Linked DNA regions of Mus musculus: region 2 is linked to region 1. The links are chromatin loops, found by intact Hi-C in ENCODE. Cell type or tissue: heart. All regions are shown on one strand. Each heading gives the region's core, and the rest is flanking DNA. Links, peaks and the distances in the headings are about the cores only. Region 1 has its middle 25 kb from the start of Map3k7. Region 2 overlaps Gm32412 (a long non-coding RNA gene).

Region 1 (11,906 bases), core at 1,243-9,242:
CTCATGAGACACTATTAATTATTGGTGGAGCCCAGGCTTCTGGTTTCTTATCTCCCCGTACACCCAGTGCTCCCATCCCCGAAAGGGTTTTACCATTTATTAATGCCTTCAGCAACTTTAGTATCCAGGCAAGCGCAAGAAGCACACCAGCCCGGGGGCTTCCTACCAAAGTTACACAGATATAATTTGAGTGTGAAAATGAGCCACAGTTGTCAGTTACGGTCTTTCCAATGGACTTGAAATCAGAGGGGGAAAAAAGTATAAGGGTGGGAAGATGGCTCAAATAGTAAAGTAGAGAATTATATATAAGGATTTGAGTCTGGATCCCCAATACCCATGTAAAGAGCCAGCACTATAGCATGTGCCAAGAAGACAGACGTGGGGTACCTGGGGCTTGCCAGGAGGCCAAGACTAGCTATATCTGGTTAGATCCAGGTTCAGTCAAAAGCCCAAAATTGGAAGTAATCAAGGTAGATACCAGACATTAACCTTTTGTCTTCATATACAGGTACCCGCATGTGCATGTAAACTACTGCACACATACTCACATGTATACATACATACATACATACATACATACATACATACATACATACATACATACTCTGCACTGTTTGGAGTCCCTGGAGCTTTAACATTTCATTTATACCCACACTAACCCACCAAGCTCTAAATGTCACCTGGGTTTTAGTTCACTGGCACCATACAACCTAAAGTCTTATGTTATAGACTCGTGACAGTTGTCAGAGTCTGAGGACATGCACAGTTCATTTTCTTTTTTCTTGTTTTCTTTTTTCTTCTTTTTTTTTCTTCGTTTTTTCTCTTTTTTACTGATCTTATTAAGCCTTTTTGTTAGGACCACAAAACCTTTGGCCCATTTTCTGAATAAAACTCATCTGTTTGATCATTAAAATAAATAGAAAAATTTTCAACAGATTTAAAAGAATGTGTTTTGTGGAGATTGTAAGAGCTTGACTTTAAGCTGAGCATGGTGGTACACGCCTATCATACTAGAACTCTGAACACTGAGACTGGAAGATTGTGAGTTTGAGGCCAGCCTAAGCTACGTAGTCAAACCATGTCTTTTAAAGACACAATTGTTACTTCAAAGGTAGAAATTCCAGATAGGGTTCAGGACTTGCTATCACAAAATACAGAGCCTGGGTATATTTTAAGTTGACGGTGTGTTTTTGGTTCTGAGCCTGGGTATATTTTAAGTTGACAGTGTGTTTTTGGTTCTGTTTTTCTCAAGCTTTCCTACAAACAGAAATCTTTCTTTAACTCTCCCCTACCTTCCTTTCCCAGAACAGGTGATAAAGCCTAGGAAGGACTTCCCAGAATTCCTTGACACAGGTCTTAAGAGTCACACATGGGGTGCCCTTCCTGTACTCAGAGGAAAAAATCCACCTCTCCAAAGACGAGAGAGATGCAAACAGATCTTGCTCTGCTCTCCAGTTTATTGTCTCTGCCTCACATTCCATTTGTCCTATCATATTTCCCCACAAATTAACACTCTTCCTTGAACTTCCTATCTTTAAAAAATTCAAATTAAATGGATCATAGTAGGAGCACATGGGGAACCGGAGCAGAAAAATCACAAGCTGTGAAGTGAGACCCATCCTCAAAAAAATAAAACAGAAACAAAACAAAACAAAACAACCTATCAAACTAGACTGTTTTCTTCAGCTCTCTACTTCCTATGTCACTTATGATTATATCAAATAAATACTCATGCTTTGCTCATGTCAATCTGTCTTGCATTATAGTTTCTTCAAGTTTGAACCTAATACGTATACAATGAAAGATACTGTGCCCCAGACCCCTGACAAGAAAAAAATGGAAACTGAGACTATAATAATATGAAATAATAAGACAATAATATACAATAATATAGTAAAACTAGAATGCCTAAAACCATAAAAAGAGGCACAACTGCAATAACTTGAAAATACAGATTTTTTTTCTCCAGAAATGAGGGATCAGGCAAATGTGAGTTTGTACATGATAAAATGATTTAAAATGGAAAGTCACCCTGCAATATGAAAAAGCATGGTTCAACTAGAATAAAGAAAAGTATTACACATGCAACTGCTTTTTCTAGCACCTGTACACTAATCATTGACTTTAGTTCCCAGTCTGTTCTCGAAAAATCTTTCCAAATATCTATAAAACTCAAAATGGGAAGCCTATTTTAAAAAACAGGTTAAATGACTTAAGGTTGAATCAGCCCTCTGCTTTTTCTTAGTTGCCGAAACAAAGGCTCATATATAACCCTGAGTTCTGGACTCCTTAAGTGTCATCCCACAAAGCAGGGAAACCCACATCCCTGTGTGGGGGTGGGGGCAAGAGGAGAGAGAGCATGGACATTTTATAGTCATAGTTTATGAATGTCGTCTAAAGGGCTGTTTTCATATTGGCGTAATGTATTTTCTCTAAGGTCTGTGCTGCCTATATTCTCACTATCTGAATTCCTGCCAAGACTGGCCAAGATGTTTCCCTTTTTCCGAACCCTCTGCAGAGCCTTAACTGATATATTTTTTCAAGTTTTCTCAGCCCTGCTTCTGAGCCTTTTTTCTTTTTTCTTTTTTTTCTAATTTATCTTAACTCTAGCTCCTGCACAACCAAGTCTATTTCTAGAGAATTAGGGTAGCTAAAATTGGGAAGTACACAAATAATAATAACATCCTATTTTTATTTTTTCAGTGGGATGCTGTTTTGTTTTGTTTTGTTTTCCTCATAGAAGATTCTACACTCCTTTTCATCGTTGTAAGCATCTTCACTCAAAGGGCTAAATGATTAGAATCAAGGTTTCCAACAACAGCTGGAACCCTACAGCTAGAAGCCCAAAGAATCCCGGGTCTGCAAAACTTGAGCTGCCTCTAAGTTCTGAAGGGAACGTTCTCGGGTCTGGATGAAGTCACCGACATGTCTCTTGTCTTTTGGAAGAAACAAATGTCAGCGCGACCTATTAAAGTCAACCCCGAGCTAGGTAGCAACAATGAGCTGGGGATTAGCATTGACAGCTCCCTTAATGTGATTCTTTTGGACAGGGATTAATTTAATGTGTTGCTGTCAAATGAAACAAAAAACGAGATGGATTTACTAATGACTCTATTCCATAGCACACACTTTTCCACTCCTGATCTATGTCAGAATGAAGCTGACAGCAAGAGAAAATCTTTTTTTTTTTTTTTTTCTAATGAAAAGGAGGAAGCTATTCCCTTCTTGACAAACTTTGAAGAAGGGAAGTTGTACTGGGCTCCCAAGAGTAGATGAGCTTAAATTTAGGCACTAAGGAACAGCGAGTGCCTTCTCCAAGGAGCCCAGACCTGGCGACCCTTCCTGGCTTGGGCACAAATTTGCGAGATGGCCTTAACTTCTCCAGATCTCAATTACCTCCCATGTCAAAGTACAAGACTGAATTAAAGGGCTTCTAAACTTTTTAACGCTAAATTGCTAATCTGTAGAAGGGATCCAGCCCACGAACACCAGCCTAGTCCCACAGACGACTCTGTCGAGGCTGTGACAGAGAGGGGGCGAGTCAAAGAGCGTTGATCTCTAGGGGGGAAAAACCTGGTTTGCCAAGTCGAATGCTAAAGCCTCCTTAAAATAGTTGGGATTTCTCTTTGTTCTCCCTAACAAAGAAACTTTAATTCGCACTTCTAGGCGAAGAAAGACAATTCAGACAGGCCGTTTTCGGGTGAAAGGTGTCTCGACAATTAATAATCATTAAATACTCAGTGAGGGTTGGCAGGAGCTATTCACTGAACGGGGTGCTTATCACTAAGAAAGCATCGATTTATGGTATAGACTGGGCACTGTTCTTTCCTGAGATTGCTTTGTGTTTACCTCCTGAGAGGCACACACTCCTCTGATGCACTTGTGCATATTTATGGAGTTAGTGTGAGGCTGGTAAACCCCTCTGGGCTCGGGTCTCAGCTGGCACCCTGGCAGGGATGGTCCCTGGAAGTGTCTGAGCTGGAGACTTTGTTGCAGGACGCCTGCTTCCCGGGATCCGGGGTTAGCTGGGCACCAGCCGGCAGCCCCCAGCCTCAGTCCGCTGGGCTGGAGGTACGCTCCCGGACTCTGGCTCGGCCCACCGGCGCCAATCTTCGGGCCACCTCTGCCAGTGCTCTGTGACCCAGAAATTCCACAGCCAGCGAATGCTCCTGTCCTGGCAGCCCCTCCGAAACTGTGGCAGAGTCCCGCACGCGGCGGGCCGCCAGTGACCCAGCAGCTTCTGGCGCGTGGTTTCCCCTCCGCACCGTCCGTTCTTTCCACTGCTAGCCGCTGCCCTGTCGATTACCTGGTTTTTACTGTTGATAACTGACTCTCTGGTTTTGTCTCTCTAGCCTCCCCCTTCCTTCCTCCTTTTCCTCCCCCTGATGGTTATAATGGCCAACAGACTCGTCAGGCTTCTTCCTACACCAAAACCCTGCCCTCCTCAGTCGTGCCCCCCCCCACCCCCCCCCCACCCACGGCTTCGCTCCGCAGGCCACCCAGCAAGCAGCAGCCAGAATGACCGCTTACTGTGCCAAGCTGGCTAAAGGCTCAGGCCCCTTGCTCTGGAGACCACCTCTGCACCAGAGCAGGAGCCACCAGACCCGCCTTGTCGCTTTGTCCCCAGCGCCTGCTGCCACCATTAAGAGATCCGTGTAGGCCTGTGGTCTGCCAGCAGACTGGAACTCAGCTGGCTCTGAACTTTGATACAGAAAACAGCAAATTTATATAAACATTTACTTTCGAATACGAGCATTTAAAAAAAAAAACAACCTACAGTAAGCCAATGAATACTTTTTATATAAATATATATAAATGTACACACACATGGATATGTCATAAATGCTACTCAAAAATAAATGAAGGTATGCTCTTTAATTTTTACCTATAGAAAGGTAACAAGGAGACACGGATCAACTTAAATATAAAGGTTGGCTAGAAAAGAGAAAATTCGAACACCACAAAACTGGATTATCTAAAGCTGGTATTCGTGCTTATTTCCTGAAACATTTCAAGGATTCCTTATGTACGTTACTTCATAAGAGACTGCTAGGCACACCATCATATTATATAGAGCACAAAGAGTATAAACAAAATGCCATAAACCATAACAAAAGTTGCTATAAAAACTTTATTGTAAAAGCAAAGCCGGGAATGGGGGGGTTCTTGTAAAGAAGGCTAAACAGAGAAATTGAAGTTGCTTGCAAGTTACCTCAAACTTGTAAGTATCGAGTTTCCTTTGAAATTATTTCTCATTTTTATGAGAGGCTGATTGAGGATCACCTGGAAACGGTGGGGGAAGGAAGACAAGGAGAGAAATACCAGTTGGGTCCACGGGTTGTTTGAAAGACTGAAAGAGCCACAGTGCCACCTTATGGGGAAAAAAGATTTCTTTTTCTTCCTCGACATTATGGGGTTTTTTCTCCCCCCCACCCCCTTTCTGGAGAGAAGAGAGGAGAGAAAGGAGAGAAAGAAGAGAGAGGAGAGAGCAATTAAGCCACCCAAAGGACAGGTAGAAATTTTATTTATGTGGATAGTAGTATTTTTTCAGTTATTTTAAACACACTAGTATGCATATATCAAAACTTTAAAAATTATAACAAGTCAAACATGTATGTAGCACCGAGAAATGGTCTAATGGAGTAGATCATCTGAAAATTCGAGTGTTTGCCTAAAACTGTGAGTATGAGATTGTGTCCATGTCCTAAAAGAATGATTCCTGACAGATTCCACTATTAAATATTTAAGTCTTGAAGAAAATGCAGGTCCTTTGATCAGTTGCTTGCATCTGGAAAAGGCATATTCTTAAACTAAATACAAAGCAACTTTACTTTTAAAAGCTGCTTGTCTAGTTATAACTAAGAGAGGTGGCGCAACGGTTTACAGGACTTACAGGTATTGCCTTAACAAGAGGTCTAGTTGTCTAGCCATACAGAGGGTGCAGATCCTATGCCTGAACCTTCAGAGTGAAAGGGCGAGGACTCCAAAGCTAAGGAGTGCCAGCCAAAAGCCACCCTCGCTCTATTGTGCAGCCAGAAACATCTAGCACGCTGTGAGTGATTCCTATCCAAATGTCTTCTGCAAGACAAGGTGGAACTCAGGGGTTACCTCTAGGCATTCTTTATTCTCTGTATTTTAAAATCACAGAACTGGTATATTCCTCTGACCTTCAGGAAGGACTAAATCAAAGGCATCCCAGGAAGAGACCAGTGTATTTCAAACTGTGTTGTTCAGAGCCCTAGGAGCTGTGAGAAGATTAAGAAAAGGGAAGGCAGAGAAACCCCCTCACTCCTCTCTCAGCGAGCGCTTTGCTTTCATCATCTCCACGTACAGGAATTCTACCTGAGCCCCTATGCAAACTACAGAGTCCATGGCTACTGCAAGATCAGAAATCACCAACTTAGCCTAACCTAGTTTATAGTCTAACAAAGGATTACTCAAAAAAAAAAATCTGGAAACTTCCTGCAAACTTATTAACTATGTGCTTGCCAAGTGACTCACCATGTTCCCATATAATGTGTCTTTTCTTCCTTTTAAAAAAAAATGTATTAAGTAAAGACTCCCTATCTAAGAAGCCCAGTCCATTCACTTCTGGAGGGAGCACGGTTGCATTTGGGTTTGTATCTCCCAAGTTTTCTCTGTATTTTTCTTGCTCAAAAACACGTGTGCATATACAAACACTGAGACTTCAAGAAAACAGGATAGATATGTGCTTTTCTTAATTACAAGAGGACATCTTTCTGATGCTTCATTCCTTGTAAGACTCCATAGTACTCCAAGTACAGGTGTACAATATTCATTTAACCTCATTTGTATTATTCAGTATTTGGATTTTTTTCTATTATTTATATATTTGTTCTTTCCTTTATCTAAAATATATTCCCTAAAGTTTCTGTCCAGGCAATGTTTACAAATGTTTTAGTTTTATGTTACTTCCCAAGAGAAAACAAACCATCAACTTTATGGGCCTTTGTCTGGTTGCTTGTTTGTTTTACAAAACTTTAATGCAACATTTCTCAACACATTTTCTTCTCAACTGTTTAAAATATAAATAATCGGACACCTTTGCAATAGCCCTAAATTAACTCTTTCACAAGAAATAAAATAAACCTACATATAGTTTTAGGTATTCTAGTTCAACAAGAAAAAAATGCATTGCATTATTTTGAAGAACATTTGGCTACCTCCATCAATATGTAAAATATACCTGCCTCGCCTCACATGCTCCTGGACAGCTTTTCTTTGAACACTCACCCAAGTTCATTGCTTTCCTTCATTCAACACATTTACTGACAACTCTTACAGTCCAGTCATTTTTGAAGCTTCTTATAGAAAAGTGGTTACAAGAAACCTAGAGGAGCCTCCAAGGTTAGGATAAACCTACACAGGGTTAATATTTCACATGTCATTGCAAATTATGATAAATAGAAATAAGAAAATTATAAGTCATTTAAACACTGGGTTTTCTCTTCAAAGAGCTACAAAATGTCATTCTATCTTTCATCATACTTCAGAGTCTTGAGTGGAATATTTCTGAAACATCTTACATACAAGCACTTTTTTCTTTCTTTCAGTATACCTCAGCAGACAAGCTGCCGAAGTCAAAAGAACCTTTGAAAGTGACAATATTCTCAGTTTATTTTAGTCTTGCCCAAATTCCATTGTTAGGATATTATTAAGACAGTTAAGTATTTTTATCTTATTGGTTCTTTTTACTTTTCTGAGTTTTTTTTTTCAAATAAGGATAAAATATAATCAGTTATGCACATATATACATAAACACTATTCCTCAAATAAAACCACAAACATAAGTGAAGCTAAACTTTTGATTGGCCATGAATTCCAAGTCAACATTATTCTAAAAACCATACCTAATAACATGGTTTAGAAGATTTCAAATTCAGTGTACAAAGGCATTTTATATGTCTATGTTTAATACATTGAAGTGCATACTGAAATGCATACATGAAATTTCCAGTTAAAATTTCGTCCAATTAAATAACTTGTAATTTTCTTATTGGAAGAATCAGGGCTAGATAAAACAGATGACTCATATCAGTGGGTTAGTAGTGGAGAGTAAGTTGTCATAAGAATAAAAACAAGCCAAGCTGCAGACACAGAAGACCCAGACATGTCTGAGCATGTCTACAACACAAGTGAAACTCAACCACCAAAGTTCTATTTATAAAAGAGACCAAAGACACTCCAGGAAAATTACTCATCTTCAGACAGAGACTTTGAAAGCAACAGTTAAACCCATTGAACTGTACTGAGACAGGGCCAGTGCAGAGGGGTGATTTGGGCTGTGTTAACAAGGTCAGTTCATAAGATCAGTGCCTTGCTCACCCATCGCCAGAGCAGCTTCCTCCTGCGGCAGATGGGAACAAACACAGAGATCCACAGCCAGACAATGTGCAGAGAGTGAGAGAGCTTGGAACACTCGGTCCTAATGGCGTGGCTCCATCAAATCCCTCCCCTCAGGGATCAGGGAGCCATTCAGAAAAGAAGGCAAAAAAGGATATGAGAGCCAGAAGGAATGGAGGACTCCAAGAAGACAAGGCTTTCTAAATCAACTGCACTGGTACACATATGAACTCACAGAGTTTCTCTGGGGAACCAGACTACTCTTAAAGGGTAGGCTACATGCCCAGCAATAGATGGCCAATAGAAAGAGAACTCGATACCATCTTTGGAGGTTCCTCGTATCACAATGGGATTCTCCTATTTCTTTTTAAATTCTAGTCTTCTTACTCTTATTTATATGTTATTTATATATACATATATTCTTTTCCCTTTGCATATATATATATATATTATGGCTTTCAGTTTAGTGTCCTTATAGGATTCCTGAGTATGCAAATGGGTGATCTCTGCATCTATGACTGTTTCTTGTGCCTTATCTTAGGATCTTTTCTTTCTGTTTGTTTTGTCCTATTTGTCCTATTCTGATGTGTTAGGGTTTCCATTATTATTATTATTATTATTATTATTATTATTATTATTTTATTGTTATCCCTTAGAAATCTGTTCTCTTTCTAATGAGAGAAAGAAGTGGGGGGGTGGATCTGGATTGGGGAAGCTAGGGAGACACTGGAAGGAGTAGAGGAGAGAAAACTGTAATCAGGATATATTATGAGAGAGAGACAGGGAGAGAGAGAGAGAGAGAGAGAGAGAGAGAGAGAGAGAGAGAGAGAGAGACTGTTTACAATAAAAGAGAAACAGAAAAAAAGACTAAAAATAATTTATATTTAAATAAATAGATTCATATAATAATACGGAGAGAGCTGGGCAATGGTGCATGCCTTTAATCAAAGCACTTGGGAGGCAGAGGCAGGCAGATTTCTGAGTTCAAGGCCAGCCTGGTCTACATAGTGAGTTTCAGGACAGCCAGGGCTACAAAGAGATACCCTGCCCCTAAAGCAAAACAAAACAAAAAAAGAATACAGAGAGGTTCTCAAAGCACTGGTAAGATTTCTAAGGATGATCTTGGAGGAGTCAAAAGAGGTAATAATCAGGGAAATCTTGCCTTGTTTCTATTATTGGGCCCTAGATACCATCCTATTTTCATTCTGTACCTGGTGTAACCAGAGAAACTGAGTTAGATAACATAACATCCTAACTGATTTCGATAACCTAACATCCTAACTGAGTTAGAGAACAAAACATCCTGAGTTAGAGAACCTAACATCCTAACTGAGTTAGATGACCTAACATCCTAACTGAGTTAGATAACATAACATCCTAACTGAGTTAGATAACATAACATCCTAACTTAAAATGACTGGCTGTGCTGAGACTGGCTGTCTCATGCCAAATTAAGTTCTGAGTTTCAATTTCTGAAGCGGATTTTTTTGTTTCTGCATGAATAATAAGAAGAACAGATAAGTGCTGAAGGAAGATTAGTTCAAAGTTCATCAACTAGTATAAATCATCAGCTTGACACTAGTCGGAAGAAACAAACAGAATAAAAATCAGGACCACCCTAGGCTCTGGAGACTATGGGAGGGGTAACTAAGAAAGAGCACGGCAGATCCACTGGGATGGGCACACTTATACTGTGAAAGCATTTGGTACATAGACTAAATATATGATATTACATGTAAAGTATATGTAAAATATTGACCTTTTGATAGTGATGTGAATTCTGAAGAACAAAGAAAACGATAACTAATTTAGGAAAAAAATTGCACAATAATTACACAAACACCTACATGTAAGGGCAGGTACCCACCAGAAGGCTGGGACAGGAGGGTTGATGAGCCAAGCAACTTGGAGCTACATCTGAGGAACATCTTTTTTTTTTTTTAATTAGGTATTTTCCTCATTTACATTTCCAATGCTATCCCAAAAGTCCCCCATGCCCTCCCCCCCAATCCCCTACCCACCCACTCCCACTTTTTGGCCCTGGCATTCCCCTGTACTGGGTCATATAAAGTTTGCAAGTCCAATGGGCCTCTCTTTCCAGTGATGGCCGACTAGGCCATCTTTTGATACATATGCAGCTAGAGTCAAGAGCTCTGGGGTACTGGTTAGTTCATAATGTTGTTCCACCTATAGGGTTGCAGTTCCCTTTAGCTCCTTGGGTACTTTCTCTAGCTCCTCCATTGGGGGCCCTGTGATCCATCCAATAGCTGACTGTGAGCATCCACTTCTGTGTTTGCTAGGCCCCGGCATAGTCTCACAAATATCTGGGTCCTTTCAGCAAAATCTTGCTAGTGTATGCAATGGTGTCAGCGTTTGGAAGCTGATTATGGGATGGATCCCCAAATATGGCAGTCTCTAGATGGTCCATCCTTTAGTCACAGTTCCAAACTTTGTCTCTGTAACTCCTTCCATGGGTGTTTTGTTCCCAATTCTAAGAAGGGGCAAAGTGTCCACACTTTGGTCTTCGTTCTTCTTCAGTTTCATGTGTTTTGCAAATTGTAACTTATATCTTGGGTATTCTAAGTTTCTGGGCTAATATCCACTTATCAATGAGTACATATCATTTGAGTTCTTTTGTGATTGGATTACCTCATTCAGGATAATGCCCTCCAGGTCCAACCATTTGCCTAGGAATTTCATAAATTCATTCTTTTTAATAGCTGAGTAGTACTCCATTGTGTGAATATACCACATTTTTTGTATCCATTCCTCTGTTGAGGGGCATCTGGGTTCTTTCCAGCTTCTGGCTATTATAAATAAGGCTGCTATGAACATAGTGGAGCATGTTTCTTTCTTACTAGTTGGAACATCTTCTGGATATATACCCAGGAGAGGTATTGCAGGATCCTCCGGTAGTACCATGTCCAATTTTCTGAGGAACCGCCAGACTGATTTCCAGAGTGGTTGTACAAGCTTGCAATCCCACCAACAATGGAGGAGTGTTCCTCTTTCTCCACATCCTTGCCAGCATCTGCTGTCACCTGAATTTTTTATCTTAGCCATTCTGACTGGTGTGAGGTGGAATCTCAGGGTTGTTTTGATTTGCATTTCCCTGATGATTAAGGATGCTGAACATTTTTTCAGGTGTTTCTCAGCCATTTGTTATTCCTCAGGTGAGAATTATTTGTTCAGCTCTGAGCCCCATTTTTAATGGGGTTATTTGATTTTCTGGGGTCCACCTTCTTGAGTTCTTTGTATATATTGGATATTAGTCCCCTATCTGATTTAGGATAGGTAAAGATCCTTTCCCAATCTGTTGGTGGCCTTTTTTGTCTTATTGACAGTGTCTTTTGCCTTACAGAAGCTTTGCAGTTTCATGAGGTCCCATTTGTCAATTCTCGATCTTACAGCACAAGCCATTGCTGTTCTATTCAGGAATTGTTCCCCTGTGCCAATATCTTCGAGGCTTTTCCCCACTTTCTCCTCTATAAGTTTCAGTGTCTCTGGCTGAGGAACATCTTAAAAGCCCAGTTTTAAAATCA
Region 2 (11,906 bases), core at 1,212-9,211, 110 kb before region 1:
GAATAATGGCAGCAACGGAAAAGTAGCAAACTCAATGGTTCAGTGTTGTCGCTTTTCTCACAAGGAAGAGAATGACTAAGCTGTAGCCCTAGACAACAGAAAGCAACTCAGCATGAGCAATAATTCTCTTGATTGAGCTTCATCAGTTTTTCCTACCTTGTGACCATTGTCTTCCCTTCTTATAGACATGTGGGGAAGCCATTATATAACTTAGGTCTTTCTAAGATATCCATATGTGACCAAGCAGCTCTACCCCTCAGGGAGCTCACCTTCCTATATGGGAAAAGTTTAGACTGCCTAGGTCTCCATGCTATGGGATCCTTAGTTCTTCCCATCCTTCCGACACCCCTGTCTCTTTGATTGGAGAAGGCAGTGCTTGGTGTAACTCAGAATTACTCCCATGCCGTTTGCTAGTTGAAGCATCACTGAGCCCTTTCTGTTCAGACTTTGGTTATAATTTCGGTCTTAAGTCCTGCTTACAGAACTTTGAGAACTCCCTCCTGTAGAAAAGGCTTCTGTTAGGAAGGCAGAGAGCACAGAACACATGCCGCATCCTGTGCTCATTAGCTAGAGAGGCGTAGACAGAATCGTAGCCTTTTGTCCTAAAACAACATATTTATAAGTGAAAGAAAGAAATAAACTTACCCTGCACTTATCTCATTAAAAAAAAAAAATCCAATCTCTGAAGGAACTTCATGTATCTTCCTTCTCCAAAGTCAGATAAGTTACCTCAGTCTGTCCAATGACTGTCGTCCATGACCAAATCGCTCTTCACTTCGAGACAAAGAAGCTTAGGAAACATTGTGTAAAATGAGATCATACTCAGCACACGGTCCTCTCTCTCTGAAATTGAATGCAATTACATACAATAAAGAGTGAGATGCAGGGCTAGGAGGAAGTCTTCACTTATAATTTAAAATTTGAATAATTCCATTCTGGGTGAGAGGAGGTGGCAACCAAAACTGCTAATCATTATGAAACATAGCCTCCCTTATAAATTAATATTCATAACTTTAATGGGCACAGTGTCAGGAGCTAGACTATATCGGGGCCTAAAATGCTGTATTTAGTTAAAACTTATTTACTCATATATTTCTCAAAGATCACTTAAAACATTCATTCTCATGAGACCCAATAGCAGCAAGCACAAGAAAACTGCTATTAGCTCCCTGTCTACATAAAACGGAATGGAGACAATAAAAACAAAACAAAGGTTGCATGGACTAAAAACCCCAGTACTGGGCTACTATGCAAAGCTTGTCCCATATGGTGAGATCTGGATTGCATTCCCATCGTGGGAAAAAATAAAGAAGAGAGTTAAAGACCAAACCAAGTACAAGTCTTTCCTAAGGAAAACCCCTACTGAACACAAATCTGTCTGTCTCCAAACCGCAGCAAACTGCCTTCCTGAGGAGTACATGGGTCTCAGCTGCACCCCCCTCTCTCTGTGCCTTCACAATGATCACACAACTTTAGTGTGTACAGCGACCAGCCCCCAGGATGCTGAGGTTTGGTATGTCTGAGATGAACTTGCATCCCCCTTTTCTAATCATTAGCCAGGTGATGCTGATGCTGCAGGCAGATAGAACAAGCTTTAGCCATCAAGACGGGGATGGCATGCAGAAAGGTTTCGTAACCGAGCCTGCATCTTGAGGCACGTGACTGTGGGCCCACGTGGACCCTTCCCCTTGTAGAATATGAATGAGACTGGGCCTTTACAGACTTGCTACAATTTCAATTTTCCAAAAACACACTCAAAATAGCTCACTGCGCCCACAAGCACCCTTCAGTCTCTTAACTTGCCTCAGGACTATGGAACGTATAACCGCCGCAGGGCCGGGGCGGGATGGGAGGGACTTTGAAATGGAATTGGCTGTGGAGAGCAGTGAGGCATGCCAATGAAGCAGTAGAGCTTCCCCTCTTCTCTTTCTCTCCTGTATTCACTGAAGTTTTGGGGGCGGTAGAAACAGACTCAAAATAACATTTCCAGGTGTCATTGTCTCAGCCATTTGCTTCTTTTATGTTACTAAAAGTCCAACATGTACTTGGCCTCAGTTTCTCCCAATAAGATTTTCCACTCAACTCCATTAAGACTTATAGTCCCTAGTGAAGTCACACGCCAACGTGTGTGCTTTGGGAAGATGCTATAAAAGATATAGAGCGCTCCTTTGATTACGGATCACATCTGCACCAAAACCAGGGACATTTTCAACGAGAGGACTAACTGGTTTCCATTCTCCAAACCTATTTCCCTCTAATGAGGTATGGAACTCTGCAGACCATAATGACTACAGCTTGAAGTGTAGGCTCGGTTACTATGTAATCGCATAAATCTCTCCTGGCTGTAAGTAACAGCTAACCCCCACTTCCTCTGATATTTTATTTGTCTTGTAAATCAACTCAGTTCTTTCACTTTGCAAAGGAAGTTGGGAGTTTTAAGCCTCCCAAGAGTGTAGAGAGAGTCAAGCTGCCTGTGTGTCCCCTGATCCAGGAATCTCCTCTGCAGGTGGGCCACCCCCAGGTGCAGGGCGTGGAGCTCCATCAATCACCGAGGACGGCTATGCCAAGCAGGGTCCTAAGAGGTGGGGAAACACTGGGCTGAACTGTAACAGCTGCTTGAACTTTTGAAGCACAAAGGTGCAGGGGCGAAACGGAAGCTCAGAAGTGAAAGCATTAGCAACAGACAGTCGCTCAGTATTGAAGCCCGCACCTACCTCTGTCAGACTTGGATTTCTAACTGTGCTCACTGCGGCGCATGTGCAAAGAATGTGAGCGTGCTCCTGGCTTTCCCTTGAAGATCTTACTCCTCACCAATGCTCCAGCTCGGGCAATGGTGCTATGACTCCAACTTAGGACTTTGTTCTCCTCTGAAGCACAATGCCCAGCACGTAATATCAGCGTGTTTGCTGAAGTTGTCCGGAGGGAGGGGGCACTGATACCTCGCGTCCCCCTGAACACTTCAAGCCTGCGATGTGGCAAGGTAAAGCATTAACCAGATTCAAAGAGGAAAGACATTATGTTAACCTATGTATCAGGAGCACAGAGAAAACTTGGAGTTTATTCTGTTAGCGGGAGGTAAATTTCCCCTTAATTGGTTTAAAAAGGAGTATCGTTTAGGGCAATGGTATAATGAAATACAGTTCCTTTTAATTTCTTACAGGTCAGTTAGTATCCAGTTTCACAGACTTCAAAGAAGGGTTTAATCAAAGACTGCAGAGAAGGCGTCTAACAGAAGTGGAGCGCTGTGTCCTCCCGGGTGCAATGACAGGGAAATGAAAAGATACAAGGGCAAAGCAAAGGGGAACAGGCACGGCGACAGGGACGGGCGTGGGGGTAGATGTTGAATATGAGGTCAAAGACAAGAGGGACTGTCTCAGGATCTGTAACTGAGATTTTGTTTTAAATTCTACACAGAGTGAACCTGAAATCACGCAAAGGGGCGCACGTTGAAACAAAGAGAAATAAGGCAGCGGGGGAGGGGTGGCCATTTTTCTTTTAGTAACTCATTCTCACAGACACTATGAAAATTTTAAGCAAACTTTCATAGCCTGATGGGGTGATAGGGTAGGGGGGGTAGGGTGATATGTGTGGTAAGATAAAACTGTTTTTCCTTATATTTGAATCATTGATTGATTCATGCCATTTTTATATGAATAGTTTCCAAGCAGACCAAAATGAACATATATCTGCCTGGGGGAGGGGGCATCCTGGATCTCTGTCAGCCTGGTTATCAGCTACCAAGAGAAGAACATTCCAGTCTGCTAGTCACCCTGCTGGGAGGATTCGGGAGCAGCTCACTAGCACCCACTAGCTTCTCTGGTTTCTTGTTCAGTCGCCTAGAACTAATCTTTTCAGCGGCTTAGGAAATGAAGACAAGTCATGTTTGACCCTTTGACTTTAGACTTGAACCATGGCTCAAAATAGCTCTAGGGCACACCCTTCTTTTAAATGTCACAATTCCATGTTTGTTGTGAAACACTATTCCTGGGGAGACTTAAACAAATGGTCTACCTGCCCCAGATAAAAAGCTGAAGACAGACGCAAGTACAGATACTACCAAAGTCTATCTTGGTAGACCAATGAGGTTTATCCAGATTACTTACAGAAATACAAATGTGAGGTTACTTACAGGAGCGGAAATGACTCAAAGACAGATCCATCACCAAAGCCCTCCCACAGCCCCCATGGTTGACAGCTCACAAAAACTGGGAACCTGGGGCCCACTGCACAGCCTGCAGGCAGCTCAATAGGTCAGAGGGTGTTAGTTCTGCATGCCTCCATTGTGTGAGCCTCTTCCTGGCAGCTAGGCTGGTTCTTGTTTCTTCTAAGCTGCTTGGCTGGTCTTTGCTTCTTCCAGGCTTCTGAACTCATGCTTTTTCCAGGCAGTTTGGCATGTCTCAGCAGTCTTTATTGCCGATACACTCCTGGGGAGGGAAGGACCTAGTTAATCTGTTTAGTTTTAGTGACTTCCTGAAGATATCTTAAGTTGCTTACTTCCTGTGTTTAATGAGCTTCCCTGCAAGATGGAACAATTCTATCTTGGAGGAAACTGCTAAACAACGTGTGTCCACTTTATAACCCCAGACTCTTTAATGTACAGGCCAATTTCAAGGGATCTGATACTTCCCTCCTTTCTGGGTCTAAATGAAATATTCCTTGTGGGGTTTATATAATCCCTTAAGCTTTGAATATTTTATTTTCACTGTGAAAAGGACATAAAAACAAGTATATCTCAGCTGACATCAGAACTCACTTGCTATACTGGTTAGGTTTTATCAGCTTGACATAAATCTAGACGCATCTGTGAAAAAGAGGACCTCAAGAGAGGCATTGTCTTCATCAGATTGCCCTGTAGGCATGTCTGTGAGGTGTGTCCTTGATTGCTAATTGACATAGAGGGCCTACTCCACCTTGTACAGTGTCATCCCTGAGCAGGTGGGCCTGGGGCTCCATAAGAAAGGGAGTTGAATAAGGTTGGGAAAAGAAACAGAAACCTTGGTCCTCCTCAATCTCTACTTCAGTCCCTCTCCTTGCCTTGAGTTCCTACTTGGTTTTCCCAGATGATGGGCTGTCACCTGTAAGCCAGGGTAACCCTTTTCTCCCTCACGGTGCTTTTGGCCAGTGTTTTACCACAGCAGCAAAGACTCACACCATAGGACCTACCTAATCATTCCTCCGACAGCCTTTGCTGAACGCTTATACAGGCGCTTGCCCCTGATGCTGAAACAAGTTGTCACACCACACTGAACAACTCTTGCCCCTAGAGCAGGGAAGGATGTGTGGAAGTCCATAGGTTTTCTTTCTTATTGGTTTTGTAACTTCCTGTGAAAATGTAATTATTTCGATTATAAGAGACAAAAGGTCGGGAGGACTGGAGCAACACAATGCTCTGGACGTGACAGGGCTATTGTACTCATTAACTCAGAGCAGCAGTGCGTGCCAGCACGAGACCTGAACTGGATCAAGCCAGCCAACTAGCAGGGAATGGGGAGGGGCTCCTAGCCCTAATGTATAGCTAAGAGCTACGCAGAGCCAGCGGTTTTAGGGGAGGGAAAGTCAGTTTTCTTTAAGGATGTGTCCCTAGTAGGTCAAACGCACTCATTAATGACCCCACACTCACAGGTATATGGGTAGCACAAATTGGACTCTCTGAGCTATTAAAAATAAAAGAAGAAGACATGACGTTGGGGCAGGTGAGGAGGTGGAGTGTGGATCAGCAGGAGCTGGGGGAGAGGGGAAGGAATGGCTTTGGACAAAATAAGCTGAATTAAATTCAAAGAATTAATAAAATGCCAAGAATATAATTATTTCAAAATTTAAAAATTTAAATATGGTGACTAATTGTCCAGAATCCCAGTCAGTTTAGTCCTGAAACATCCATTTCCTGGAAACCCTTCAGAACCTGGCAAACCAGGAGAGTGGGTCACCTTATGAATTAATAAAAAGCACTGTATATCTTCTCAGTGACGTGACACCTATAGAGAACACAGCAAATGGATGTGAAAGTCAATCTACTAGTCAAGCAAAACAAAGCATGGTGCTCACCGGTAGGTGGCGCCACCCACAAATCACAACCTTCAGTCAGGAGTTTACAGCCGTTTTTAATGTGCTCCTACTCAAGACCCAGCTACGAATGAAGATGTTAAGAGAATTACAACCAATTTAATATCCTTGCATGATTCTATCCCAACAACGAAGAAGTTTTAGCCATGAGGAAGAAAGCTTCCCTTTCCATCCCACGCTCTAGTCCTGACTGCTAAAGTAAATCATTGTTTAGAGTCACCAAGCATGGCTTCACATTGCTTCTATAAAGTCACCTGTGCTGGGAAGACTGTTGAAAAGCCTCTCACTGCTATTCTTCCGAATCGTGACAGAGAGAGACAGAGAGAGCATGCGCGCTCGAGAGAGAGAGAGAGAGAGAGAGAGAGAGAGAGAAAGAGAGAGAGAGAGGACATAGATACATAGAAACAAAGATAGAAGATAGAAAGAAAAATAGGTGATAAATGACTGATAGACAGATGATAGATAGATAGATAGATAGATGATAGATATGTAAATATGTAGGTAGATAGATAGATGATAGATATGTAGATAGATAGATAGATAGATAGATAGATAGATAGATAATGATAAATAGACAAACAGATAATAGGTAGGTAGGTAGGTAGGTAGGTAGGTAGATAGATAGATAGATAGATAGATGATAGATATGTAGATAGATAATAGATAAATAGATGATAGATATGTAGATAGATAGATAGATAGATAGATATGTAGATAGATAATAGATAAATAGATGATAGATATGTAGATAGATAGATAGATAGATAGATAGATGATAGATATGTAGATAGATAATAGATAAATAGATGATAGATATGTAGATAGATAGATAGATAGATATGTAGATAGATAATAGATAAATAGATGATAGATATGTAGATAGATAGATAGATAGATAGATGATAGATATGTAGATAGATAATAGATAAATAGATGATAGATATGTAGATAGATAGATAGATAGATAGATAGATAGATAGATAGATAGATAGATAATGATAGACAAACAGACAGATAATAGGTAGGTAGATAGATAGATAGATAGATAGATAGATAGATAGATAGATAGATAGATAGACAGACAAACAAACAGATAGATATTATCTGTGAGAATGCTGCTGGAATTCCACTCTGCGTGCTTTATTAAAATAAGTTAACAACTAAGCACCCCAAACCCAGTACCCACACACGTTTAAGACTAAAACCACACAGGGCTCATGTCCAGGACTTACCACTTCTTTACTTCCTCTGCCTCCTACTCACCTTTTATTTAAGACCCAGCAATTGCGTATTAAATAACATACATTCCAACCTTGTTTAATATATTTTGTACTTCCTGATAAAAACTTCCTGTTCTGGGGGGCTGGAGAGATGGCTCAGAGGTTGAGAGCACTGACTATTCTTCTAGAGGTCCTGAGTTCAATTCCTAGCAACCACATGATGGCTCACAACCATCCATAATGAGGTCTAGTGCCCTCTTCTGGCATGCAGACATATATGCAGGCAGAGTACTATGTGCATAACTAATTAATTAATACTTCCTGGTTGTGATGTATGGGTAGGTGGTATCCCAGACTTGACTACACCCATGTATCATCTTTGGACACTTCAAGAACACATGAAAAGATTTGGGAGTCATTTTGTCACCGCTCCATCTTACTGCATCTAGCACTCAGTTACTTCCTCTATGAAATCATTTGCTGGGATAGCATGATATCCAATCAAACAAAATGCATGCAGCTTGACTTAAAGTAAAACTTGCTTTACTTGACTAGGGTACCAAAAATTATTTTGAAATTCTAATTTCTTTCATTGAAATTAGTTCAGATATCTTACACACTTGATACTAGTGTTTTTATACTAAACAGTAACAGATTTGAAATTTCTAAATTGTTAACATTAAAACTGTCTAATAAGTTCACTTACCAGTTTGGATGTAACATTTAGTTTTAACTTTTAAATCTTTGAATGAAACTAGCAAGTGTGTATGTAAGCCTGCATATGTGTACAGGCCAAAAAAGGATGTTGGCTGTTATTGTAAATTCATCTCCACCTTATTTTCCTGAGACAATCTCTCTCTCTCTCTCTCTCTCTCTCTCTCTCTCTCTCTCTCTCTCTCTCTCTCTCTCTGTGTGTGTGTGTGTGTGTGTGTGTGTGTGTGTGTGTCTGGACTAAAAGCCCCAGCCATCCACCTGTCTGTCTCCACCCTCCTCTTCCGCAGTGCTATTGTTCCATGTGGTCATGTCTAGCTTTTGTGCTTAATGTTGATGCTGGGGATCTGAACTGAGGTCCTCAAGCAAACACAGAAAGGACATCTCTTACCCACTTTATCATCTCCCGGGAACCAAGAACGATGTTATAAAAAGAAAAGAAAGAAAAAGAATTAGATTTCTCTCTTCCTTCATTTAAAATCATTTTTAAATTTTTAAAATCTCTGGTACAAAGGAAATGTTCCATTAATGCTATTGCCAGCCTGCTGAAGGACGTCAGAACAGTCGATATGCACAAACAATCCCTACGAAATTTGTATATCTGGCAAATACTGCAGCTCTAAGCTGCCCGTTTTGTTACCTTACAAACTATTCAGTAGTGTGATGGGACTGAGTATTGTAAATCCTGCATTCCTTGACGCTAGCACACTTTACCTTTTATAGAATAGCGTCACTTCATAAATACACACATATATTTTGAACTGGCTTTATCTCTCCAATAGGCTGCATGGCCTAATTAACAATCTTGAAATGTAAACTATAAAGAGATTCTAAAAGTAACATTCAGCCACGAGCCCTCATTGTTAATTTAGCTGTGACCTCAAGTAGCACAAACGCAAAGACTACAAAGACAATTCAGCCATGAGCAGACAAGCTAAGTCGTCCTGATCATGGAGGCATCCGGGTTCCCCCCTGACAACCTCTGTTAGGAAGATCAAAGTGAGGCTTGGAAGGAGGACTTCGTGGGCTTCTGTCAATCTCGTTTCACAGTGTCCGGTCGTTCGGCGAGTTCTCTATTCAGTGCAGCTGTTGTTGTGGCTCCTGAGATGGCCGGCTCTCTAATAAGTTATTTTCCAGTCTTTTGGCAAGAATGAGGCTATCAGAGAAATGGCTTTTCTTGATGTGTTCCAGCTGGAAGTAAATAAGTTCTCCCATTGAAAAGCAGGTCACTGCCTGGGGGTTTCCAAATTTTGCCTGACGGAGCAGTAGGTTAGGGGTCAGTCAAGAACCACTGGCTTTATGTGATTAAGGAAATAGAGAGACATGGTGGCAAGCATCAGGAAGAAGCTAAGCACGCTAAATTTCAATTCCAGTCTTCCTCCTAATGCATTTAAAACCTTGAAAATGCCACTTAGCCCCTGGCTGCGCCTCCATCACTACATCCCTAATTATTTAGTATTTGTTGACTACTCATAAAGAACTGGCTCCTGAGGAGAACACTCAGCAAATCAAACAGCTCGGCTACTCCTCACTCGTTTCCTAAGGATTTGCACAACCTACAGCCTTGAAGATACATTTAGCAACAGACCAGAGGAAAAAAAAAAAGAACACTTACTGCATAACATTAGCAAAATTTCAACTGGACAAACAAACAAACAAACAAAAACAGATGGATGTGGCTTACATTTCTAACCCAGTGTACAATTCCAAAACGTTTTTGGTTCAGAAAAAATCAAAAGATTCATTCATATACCCACAGTCTGGGGTGTGCTTATGGGCGAATTGAACAGCCCAGTTATGGGGCAGCTAGGCTGTTTGATTTCCTTGGTTTTGACTTGAGTTGAAATTTCGAGTTCTTTTGTAATTTTCTCAAGATAAATTCACGAGGAAGCTAAGAAAATTTGCTTTGTCTCTGCAGGGGTACCAAGGATGATTCCTTGTGCTGGAATGCGTACCCCATATCCCTTGCCCCATGTCGACAGAACATTCTGTCTTCTTCATGTGTGCCGCTAGCACCCGAGTAACTAGAAACTCCTTGAAAACTGTGACCAGTCGCTGGCACTTGGGGCACATACTGTGGTGTCACAGCTGTGCACATACTATGGTGTCACAGCTGTGCACATACTGTGTTGTCACAACTGGGCATCCTTTCTACAGTCAGGTTTGACTGATTGCTTTCCTGTCAGTGAGGAGCCGTTTTGTGGCAGGTCATATAAAACAGTGTCTTTAAAATGCACTGTATAGAGGCTGAGGTGACAGTCATGGAGCATAGGTAGGTCTGTGCTAGATCCTCTGGTGGCTTTGTGGGACCCCTAACACTAGAAGTAGGGGTATCTCAGGCTCTATTACCTGTCCTTGGGACCCTTTTCTGCCTAATGGGTTGTCTCACCCTTTATATGAGGGTTTATGCCTAGTCATATTGTAAGGTGTTATCCTGTATTCGGCTAATGTCCCTGAAAGTGCTACTCTTTTCTTTTTTAGGGGGGGGGTTGTTTTTTTGTTTTGTTGTTGTTGTTGTTGTTGTTTGGGGTTTTTTGTTTTGTTTTGTTTTGTTTTGTTTTTGAGACGGGGTTTCTCTGTATAGCCCTGGCTGTCCTGGAACTTACTTCGTAGACCAGGTTGGCCTCGAACTCAGAAATCCGCCTGCCTCTGCCTCCCGAGAGCTGGGATTAAAGGCATGTGCCACCATGCCCGGCATACTGCTCTTTTCTAAAGGAAAAGGAAAAAGGAGTGGATCAGGAGGGCAGGGAGGACTGAAAGGAGGGGGAGGGGAAACCATGGTCAGGGTGTAATAGATGGGAGAAGAATGAATAAAAAATTTTTTCAATAAAATTAAATAAATAAATAAATAAATACAATTGAATTTTAAAAACACACCCTGTGAAGTTGTTCATTTCTGCTGTTTTGACTTCTGTGTTGCTTGCCATCCTTATTTTCAAATGAGGTTCCAGAGAAAAATGTCTCTGTCAAAGATGGTGTCCCAAGTTGGAAATCATCCAACCAGCTAAGGAAACTCACCTTTGCCTACTTCTTAGGTTCCAGACCCAAACTCCTGCCCACTCTACAATACACATGATTGGTTTTTCTCTTATTTTCTGTGCTGGCTTTCGATTTTTACAAGAAGCATGCTGTATAGAGATGGAAGCACAAACAGTGAGGAAGCAATTAAAATGTCCAAAGCCACCATCTTTTTCTGCTTTCAAAAATCATAGCTTTGTCTACTGATGAGTTTAGTCCCACCTACTTCAGACTCTGTGGCTACACAGAACCACGTTGACATTTGCTATGGTGCTATGTCCAAAGATATATAATCAATAACACATTGAAAGGGAAATAAATGTACCCAGACCAAAGACAAGTAGAACCTTAAGGTACAGGCTGCATGCAGACTGTGTCTCCACCAGAAGGCCAGAGGCTGCGCTGTTGGGCAGCAGAACAGAACAGAACAGAACAGATTGGATACCGACCCAAATCATGTTTCCTGCTGGAAACACATCCCGGCCGTTAGCTCCTGCCTGGTCTTTGCACAAATTGCTTCCTGTGTCACGGTAGTAGTATGATTTGTCTTCACCTTACTGTTTTCTGCTGCCAGGGTTTACCAGTGTGATTTTAAAAATCCTAATACTGTGTGTTTCCACTCCTGGCCCTAGGAGTGTATTTTCCTAAGTTTGTCACACAAGACCTTGATTTTTATCAGTGTTTTTGTTTTGTTTTGTTTTGTTTTGTTTTAAAGAAAACAAAACAAAAACACCTACACCTAACTCAACAGCAACAAAACCTGCTTGGGCCTGGGCAATAGCTCAGTGTTTGATTCACATGCAGGATGCTCTCCTAGTTCAGTCCCAGTACTACAACACACATACACACACACACACACACACACACACACACACACAAACACACACTGACACA

What was found. Hi-C counts contacts between places; a loop is a spot of excess contacts. Peaks named below come from ENCODE experiments on the same cell type or tissue, not always from the same donor. Only the 100,000 strongest peaks of a DNase experiment are listed, where the experiment ranks them.
Region 2: it touches region 1 in a loop (4-fold over the local background); 6 of 42 quality-filtered maps call a loop at or near these places.

Annotation. Positions count from the first base shown.
Region 1 is chr4:31,933,555-31,945,460 of GRCm38, forward strand. No RefSeq gene overlaps it. Among named protein-coding and RNA genes, the nearest start is that of Map3k7, 25 kb to the right of the region's middle. In heart, for the core only: a CTCF peak has its summit at 5,368 (motif pointing left); no DNase peak of the experiment used is centred there; H3K4me3 peaks cover 1,780 bases; H3K27ac peaks cover 1,510 bases.
Region 2 is chr4:31,821,405-31,833,310 of GRCm38, forward strand. Gm32412 (a long non-coding RNA gene) reads right to left here. Exons shown (of 4, transcript XR_390453.3): 1 at 8,386-11,906; 2 at 5,164-5,322; 3 at 2,715-4,424; 4 at 651-843. Among named protein-coding and RNA genes, the nearest start is that of Gm32412, 6.0 kb to the right of the region's middle. In heart, for the core only: CTCF peaks have their summits at 3,805 and 6,055 (motif pointing right); no DNase peak of the experiment used is centred there; H3K4me3 peaks cover 1,047 bases; H3K27ac peaks cover 2,358 bases.